2 separate regions of the Homo sapiens genome follow, and region 2 is linked to region 1. A link is a contact called in ENCODE Hi-C or POLR2A ChIA-PET data. All regions are on one chromosome and are shown on one strand. Each heading gives the region's core, a stretch centred on a gene start or an enhancer-like site at or near the end of the contact. The rest is flanking DNA. Distances are from core to core; before and after follow the strand shown. Region 1 overlaps KLF12 (KLF transcription factor 12). Region 2 holds the start of LINC00402 (long intergenic non-protein coding RNA 402).

What was found. A loop is a pair of places that touch in the nucleus more often than their neighbours do. ChIA-PET counts read pairs that join two places held with the same protein, here RNA polymerase II (POLR2A). Pooled maps may share reads with other maps.
Region 2: a loop to region 1 is called in a map of CD4-positive, alpha-beta memory T cell, with 11 times the contacts of the local background. The contact joins the promoter of LINC00402 here to the enhancer-like site in region 1. A Hi-C loop is called at or near these places in 2 of 168 maps with a recorded cell type or tissue (CD4-positive, alpha-beta memory T cell and naive thymus-derived CD4-positive, alpha-beta T cell) and 8 of 50 pooled maps. POLR2A ChIA-PET finds 5 or more read pairs at or near these places in 1 of 52 experiments (activated CD4-positive, alpha-beta T cell).

Annotation. Positions count from the first base shown.
Region 1 is chr13:73,983,391-73,987,470 of GRCh38, reverse strand. All of the region lies in intron 2 of KLF12 (KLF transcription factor 12), which reads left to right. Among named protein-coding and RNA genes, the nearest start is that of KLF12, 150 kb to the left of the region's middle. Within about 2 kb of position 2,375, at least 3 of the 41 ENCODE cell types and tissues checked have a DNase peak (open chromatin) inside an H3K27ac peak, as active enhancers do.
Region 2 is chr13:74,228,328-74,232,764 of GRCh38, reverse strand. It overlaps LINC00402 (long intergenic non-protein coding RNA 402), which reads right to left and starts at 1,321. Exons shown (of 2, transcript NR_144451.1): 1 at 1,013-1,321. It also overlaps a transcript of KLF12 not described here.

The DNA.
Region 1 (4,080 bases), core at 1,126-3,625:
TTTTCAAGAGTGATCATAAAAATGATACAAGTGTCTTTCAAATATCATTTTAGTTAAAATTTTTTTACTTACTGAGAACATTATAGTGTTAAAGCAGCATAGTAATTGATTATTAAAAACATTTATTGAAGTATAATATCTATATAGTTTTATGTATCAACAGTTGTATATTATTTTAATAAGGCAGCTTCTTCCCTTCTCTTAAGCTGATGTTAGGTGAGAATTTCTTACTTTTTCTAAAGAATTTTATTTAATAATGTTAATAATTATTGACTCAAGAAGTGTGATTTTTTGTGTCTTACACGTAATCAGTTTTTCAGTGTATCTTATAGTCTAATGGAGTGTAAGTTTCTCAAAATTCCAATTTAAGAATCAATTGATTATTCATATTTAACATGCTGCTTCAACTATTTGTGCTTTTAGAGCAAGACACTTAATATGAAAGTGAATTTATTTTTATTAAAGGCTTTTAATTTGTTTTCTATGGCCACTGTAACAAATTACCACAAACTTAGTGGTTTTGAAAAAAAAACACAAATTTATCTTACAGTTCTGGTGGTCAGAAGTCCAATGGTCTCACTGGGCTAAACTCAAAGTATTGGGAGGATTATATTCCCTTCTGGAGGTCCTAGGACTGATTCCATTTCCTTACCGGCCTCTAGAGCCTACTCAGGTTCCTTGGTCCATTCAACTCCAGCAGCTTTGGGCCAAGTCCTTCTGGTACTGCCATCTCTCTGGTTCTCCCCTTCTACCTCCCTCCTTCACATTTAAGGACTATTGTGATTACTTTGGCCTATCCTAGATAATCCAGGATGATCTCCTTATTTTAAGGTCAGGTGATTAGCAACTTTAATTCCATCTGTGACTTTCATTCCCCTTTGCCATGTAACCTAACAGATTTCAGGGATTAGGACATGGACATCTTTAGGGGGCCATTACTCTGCCAGCCACAGGTTTTCAAAAACGTAAGTGACTGTGATTGCAGGTACATGTTACCTTTGTCATAAACATGTGGTTGGGAATTTTGAAAGAATTCTCATTTTGCTAATTCCATTAATAGTCAAGCAAATTATGATTTATGTCAATCAAAATATAATTTTCTTCCTTCTTGTGATTGGAAGAAAAAAGTCCATTCAAATCACTTTTGCAGCTAAATGAAGCAAGTGATAATATTAAAATTTCCCATTATAAAAAATCTAATAAATATCTAATTTTTTGCAAACAGTAGATTGTTTACCACAGTTTCACATGGTGATACTATGGTTTTATGTGCCTTCAAAGCTAGATGAACTACTTTTAGAATTCATCAGACCTTTTGGCCTAACAAATTTTCCTTTGTTTTTGAATGTTGTTATTTGTAGCGTATCTGATAAAACTGAAATCTAGTTTCAGGAAACATGTTTGGTTATCTCGTTAAAAGCTCTTGAGGTGATAGCATGCACTTACTTACAACCCATACACTTACTAAGACATCCTGTATCTCTTGCAGCTGTGGCTCCGGAGCTGTATTTAAAGTTTAGTTAATACCTAGCCAGCAGCTATCTATTGAAATTAACAGATAGGCTAGGGCTGTTGCCTCTTTCAGGGTAGTGAGATCCTTTAGATTTCAAAGAACTTTTTCTGGGGGAATTTTTTTGATTGTTTTTGTTATCAAAGTGAGGAAAAGTTCTGTATAGCTTTTTCTTTTCATCCGTCTTCACACAGCAGAGAGTCTAAGGGGAGCAAAATCTGTGAGAGGGGCCTTTTGCAGTTTTAATAGCTTCACATCTCAGGGATGACTCCTTTAATTTAGAGTGCTAATAGCTGGCATCTAGGGGAAAATGAAAGGCCGCTTGACAATGAGAAGCTGGAAGATTGAGAGCAAACACATGGAGAGTCGTTAGAGCCAGGACTGTAAGTAAAAAGGGGATGGTAGTTACACAGAGTCTGGGGTTTGGGACCCTGAGCCTGGTTTAAAGCCTCCTTCTAATGTTGCACACTGTGATAATCACTGGTTGTCGGCCTTGCACCCTTCTGCCGTGAGTAATCCCTTTCCCTGTTTTCAATCATGTGCACTCAAATTGAAGGGTAGGTGTTCCTTTTTAACTGAGAGTTGAGTGTCCTTTTTAACTGAGAGTTGGAATCTGGGCACCTTGTGACAACCACGATTTCATCATCCATTGCTGCAAAACAGAGCATCCCAGGTTAGTGGCTTAAAGCAAAAGCAGTATGTGTTTTGCTCTTGAAGTGGCTACTTGGGTAGGACTTGGTGGAGTCGGCTTCTCCTTGCTCTGCTCAGTGGCTGCTGAGGTTCAAAGGCGGATGACTGCAATCATGAAGACTCTCGTCGACATGTTTTCCAGTTAGTGCTGGCTCTCAGCCAGTCTGTTGGCTGCAACGCCTTCATGTGGCCAAGGCTTCCTTAACAGTAAAGCTGCGCACTGGGGAAGGTGGGTGGGGGGATAACACCAGGCAGAAGCTGTGTCACCCTTGGAAGTGATGCCATGTGATTTCCCCCATATTCTGTTCATCCAGGTGATTATAAAGACAGGCTCATTAATTCAAAAGGAGGGGACATATCCCCCACCCCTTGATGGGAGAGTGGAAACATTCTGGAAGAGCACATGTGACTGGAGATACTGTAGTGAACATTTCTGGAAAACAGCATCAGCTACAGTTCATCTTCAAACTGGAGGAATCCGTAACGTTTTGTTTTTCTGGAACTAGTTCTGGTGCCAAATTCTGTATCAGTTGGGGTGTGAAAAGAGAAACAGAATGAGGGGAAAGGTGCCGAATATGGGACTTAAAAGGACTTGACCTCCTATGATGGTAGGAACTAGTTAAGCACATTATATATGGCTGTTGCTTCTATATATTTGGCGCCAGAGCTGAAATCACCAGGGCTAGCAGTCGGGAAGGAAGGATGAGAGTGGAGCGCAGGAGAGGAAGGCCACACTGGATGTACAAGGGCACATGCCAGTCCACATAGACCCTCACTGATCATAAGCCTCTAACTTCAGAGAGGCCAGGGAACTGTGGGAGAAGCTGGCACCCTTCCCTGAGCAAGACGCGTCATGGCCTATGAATAAAATAAGCAGATGAAGGCAATCCCGTGGACCAGCCGCTTCCCTGTGCCAGCGAGGAGAGCAGGCACATAGGCGACAGTGTGTGTGAGCTGCACCTTCCCAGTGTGAGATGCATGCGGCAGGTGCTTCACTACTGCCCCGAGTCCCGCCAGGGTGGCTCTTATAACCCAAAAATGATGGCATGCTGCAGGGAAGACAGTTCTGAAAATGTAGACATGTAGTTGAGATAGTTCAAATCCACCACCAAGTCTTTCCTTGCCTCTTCTCTGCCATTTCACTTGCAGCTCTACCTGCTTGCTGTCCTCCCCACCCGAGGATCTTATAGAGGATTATAGACCTCTGTTGGTTCCTGTTCTTTCCTTGATTTTCCCATTTCTGTCTGAAGCACTGCTCCTGGGACCCACCCTTGTAGTGGAGAGGACAGTGCTGTCACATGAATGGACGTCTCCACATGAGGAAGGCTCATCTGCCCTAGAATACCACCTGCCTGGATTCACTGCTTATGAATTCTGCACGACTCTGAGAACCTGCAAGATTATTTGTGGCCTCTTCTTGCTTTTTCATATGGTACTTGACTCAGTTACTGCTGTCTGTTGTGGTTGAGGCCACTCTGCTCCCTGGATTTGGGATCTTGACTGCCTGTCTATAATGCCATAGACCAGTCAGGCTGGGGCCAGGGCTTTGTGGCCTCAGGGATTTGTGATTGAGAGTTTAGGAAAGAGAAAACATAATATGAGGAAAAGGAGGATTCTGATTTTGTACATGATGGAAATATGTGAATAATTGGGACACCAGGGACTTGTCCAGATAGTAAAGTTTAGAGCAAAGTTATGAGCAAGAATGATAGCAATAGTTTGTATGCAGAATATGAATGAATAATATAAAGGCTGGGAGTAAGTTAGAGGCAAGATTGGCAGGCAGTAACTGGGAGGACACGGTGCTGGAGAACACCCGATAAGCAGGAATGTAGTTAATTCAGACAGAGGTTCACGAACCAGAAGGCACTGATACTGGA
Region 2 (4,437 bases), core at 72-2,571, 250 kb before region 1:
GGACCACATAATTATCAAGATAGAAATAGAAAAGCTATTCAAAATGTACTTCAATGTCATATACAGTGTATATTTATCACTTTCTTAAAAGCTTGGGACAGTGTATAAAATTACTTTTGTTGATATAGTTTCAATTTTCAGAGTGTAAAAACTGTCAAACCTAGATAAGACACTCTACTTTGAATGTAAAGTAAATTTCTAAAAAGTACTTATCCTTTTTTAGGTTTAGATAATTATTTAGAGGTGTGAGAGCATGGAAAAAGATATGACAAGAACAAGACAGTTTCTTATAGTAATCTGGTTCAAGAAATAATACAAACATATATGAATGAATAAATTATCAAGGTCAAATTAATGTAGCAGAAACTGAGACTGCCAAATGGACATACAAGAGAGTCAGCCGCAAAGGATCATGAAAGTTTACATGACCACAGTTATCAATTTGGAAATAGAAAATCTATTTAAAATGTACTTAAATATCATATTAATCTTCTATACACTTCAGAGAGGTGGAGTTTCATTGTTGCTGTTGTTACTAGTGTTTTTGTTGAATAACCCATTCTTTAGGAAGCACATAATGAAATTAACTCTGACTCCCTCCTTCTTCCCACACTGTCCCACAACCTCTTCCTCTGCCAGCAAGACTTGGAAGGAAGATGATTGTTTACAAGGGAAGGTAGATTAGTTTATGTTACTCCCAGATCTTGTTACACCATGAAATCATATAGTAAACATAGCTTCTAGAATTTTAACTTCCATATGTTATATTATCAATTCAGACCCCCCAAAACTAAATTTCTTTGAATATCTAATTTTAATAGGTTAGATGCTCTCTGCCAATTTTTCTCCTTAATATACAAACCTAACATGATAATAAAAACCAATAACAAAATCAGAGGCTTCCTAGACAGTAGCCCATCTTCATTTCCAGGTTAAAGATTTTGGTTGAGACTATTTGCAAGCATATAATAATAATTCCTGTGCAAGAGAGTCTCTATTGAATGATACGTACTCTGAAGATGGTATGAAGGAAAGAGGCTCTTAGGAAGATCCAAGCTGGCTGCCAAGCTTCCATATCCACTTCAAGGTTTCCTGTAATATTAAATGCTTGGCCTTCACAGAAGATATTTCCAAAGACAACATATACATTATGTTGTATATGTTGGGATAGTCAGGGCTGGAGGCTCCCAAACTTGTATATGAAACATGACATAACAGAAAGAGCAGGCTATTTGGAGGGAGAAGGTTGGGTTCAAGCCCAAGCCCTCAATCTCATTGACACTGCAAACAGGGACATCACTTAACTTCTACGGGTCCAGTTCACAAGTCTGCCTTACCTCTCTAGATAATAGTTTTGTTTTATCAAATCAAATGATGTGAAAGTAAGAACAAAAGAAGACATTGGTAAGATATTCAAGAGGTTAAAAGAGGATGTGGTAAGTGATTACCATATTTCTCCCTCCTCTTTCTTCTCTTAGTTTTAACTGCTTAGCAAAATATTTACTGAGTGCCTGCTAAGTTTCAGCGATAAGCCCTGGAGATACAGAGGGAAAAAAAAAAATGACATGGTCCCTGACCTGAAGTAGCCAAGGAGTGACATTTACCTGACTTTACTTTTATAAGGATCACTGTGGTTACTACATTGAGCATACATGACAGGCAGATGACGATGCAAGCAGAGATACTTGGTTTATACACTACTGTATCATTTCAGGCAAAAAAAAAAAAAAGGTAGCAGCTTGTACAAGGGTGGTAGTAGCGAAAGTACTGAGGATTCAACTAAGATGAGGACCAATGACTAAGCTTTGGATTTAACACAGCAAAAAGATATTCAGTGTTCTTGAAGCACAGACAACGTTTAATGAAAACTAGGAGATCAACAGAGGGTTACTCATAACAGAATGAAAATTCCATGAGGCACATTGGAAAGAATTGGAAGGGAGGTCAACAGGAGATGGAAGCATAGGAGAGAAACAAGCACCAGGTTTAGAGAAGCTTGCTTCTGGGGCAATAGATAAACACTTGATAGTCGTGCATGCACAGAATTCTGTGCAGTTGGCCCAACAAGGGTGTGGTGCCTCGGGGTAGAATTCATCCCGAGTACGTGAGGAGACAATCCTCTGCCTCCATAGTTGCTCACTTTCATGCAAAACCAGCTGTTACCCATTTGGTTGGGGAACTGAGGTAAACATAGTGGAACTGAAGAGGATTGGAGTGGAGTAGCAGAGTCCTAGCCCTTGAATAGAATTTTTGCCAGGTAATTGATGAGAGTGTGGATGAGCACAATTATACCTATTATTTATTGGGTACATACTCTGTGTCTGCCATGCTTAATCTTCACCACAGAAAACTTAAAGATACGTGTATTAGTCCATTCTCACGCTGCTATAAAGAACTGCCCAAGACTGGGTAGTTTGTAAAGGAAAGAGGTTTAACTGACTCACAGTTCTGCAGGGCTGGGGAGGCCTCAGGAAACTTACAATCATGTCCTTCTTCACGTGGCAGCAGGAAGGAGAAGAATGAAAGTCAAGTGAAGGGGGAAGCTCCTTATAAAACCATATGATCTCGTGAGAACTTACTATCACAAGAATAGCATCAGGGGAACTGCCCCCATGATTCAATTACCTCCGACCAGGTCCCTCCCAACACACATGGGGATTATGGGAACTACAATTTAAGATGAGATTTGGGTGGGGACACAGCCAAATCATATCATGTGTTATCATCTCATTCTAAAAATGAGAAAAGTACAGCTCAGAGAAACTAAGTAATGTACCTCATCTACCCATCTTCACACAGTTAAGTGACAGCATTAGGATTTGAATCTCTCCCTCTTTCCATTTTGCTTTGAAGAGCCAAGGAAACATGTCACATTTTAGAAGATAAGGAGTTAGGATTAGGTGGAAACACAACATTGGTAACACTGGGGAGACGGGACTGAAATAGTCTGTATAAGAAGCAGAACTGACTTAGGGTCAGCTGAGGTTTTTGGCCTTCCAAACCAATCCTTGTAGCTTATTCCGGTGCAGGCCTTGGTTGTTAGTGGCTCCTGGGCTGCCCCACAGTACCTATGAAAAAATGGAAAGGAACAGTTACCTTCTAATTTTTCCAACCTAAAAGAAGTAGTTAGTATTTTAGATAACTTTCCAAGTGTTGGTATAAGTGAATAGTTTTCTTTAATTAAGACTATCTCATAAACTCTTACCTTTTCCAAATTCTCACCCTTTCAAGTCTGACAGGAATAAAAACTGTTGTTACCATGCATCACCGTCACCAGAGCTTCCTTACTTTTTACAAGCAGCTGAGCACACCATGGGGCTGAGGAAAGTACAGAATTGTTGCCAAGTGCAGGTAGAACTCGTGAACCTGGCATGTTCAAAACCACGAATAATAAATACAGGAGTCAAAGGACTTGTTTTTGGCCAGGATTTAACTCTTTAGGAATGTATTCTTCAAAATATTTAGGGACACATTGCTTATTATGTATTTTTATCTTGGTTCAAAGCTTTCATTCCTAACGACTATCCCCCTTATAATTTCACACAAAAGTGACATATACATAACTTTGATGATTTGCTCCAAGAATCAAAAAGCCAGAGAAATGGCAACATAATTATATTTGCTCAATATCCAGTACTATCCCAACTCACAACTCTAAAAGGGCATGTTTCCTTGTTTGTCTTACTGTTTAAGGTAGTCAGCACCATTACAAGTTTCAGCATATAAATTAATAGAACACAAAGATCCACTGTATTTAACTTTGATTGGCTTCATGTACTGAGGGTTCTTAGTATTTGGTGATGTAGATTCCAATGGTATTAACATTATTCCCTAAGCTTGGAGCAGCAGTGTTTGATTTCCTTCATTTTTCTGGTGTGTTTTTTTTTTCAATTTAATGAAGACCATGCAAATTGATAAAACACTAGCATTTAATCTTTACTTTTTTTTTAAAGAAAAATACATTAGGGGACATAAATAAACTGTGACACAAATAAACTTCTTTTTATCCAGTGTCCTGACTTGGGGGTCCAGTTTCAATTTCAAGTATTCTGTCCCATCGTTTCCATTTAAGTCACATCAGATTGTCATAATATACATCCAAGTTTTGAATTCAGACAATATAGATATCACAGTATGGGTAAAAAGAGCCACTGATTTGGAATCAGACAAGTTAAATTCTCATTTAAGCTCTGCTACTGATTTCTGTGGGACCTTGAAAAGGGGACTTAACATTTCTAAGCTTAATATTTCCTTACTCACAAAGTGATGCAACTGGTCTAGGCGACCTCAAAATTCCATTCTATTCTAAAATCTTATGAATATGTAATATTTTATAGGAAAATAGTGTATAAATATTATTTCAATGATTAAAGATATAGAACCTATTATTTTAAAACCTAACATGTCCAGCTCTCATTGGTTTGCTTTTTCAAAATA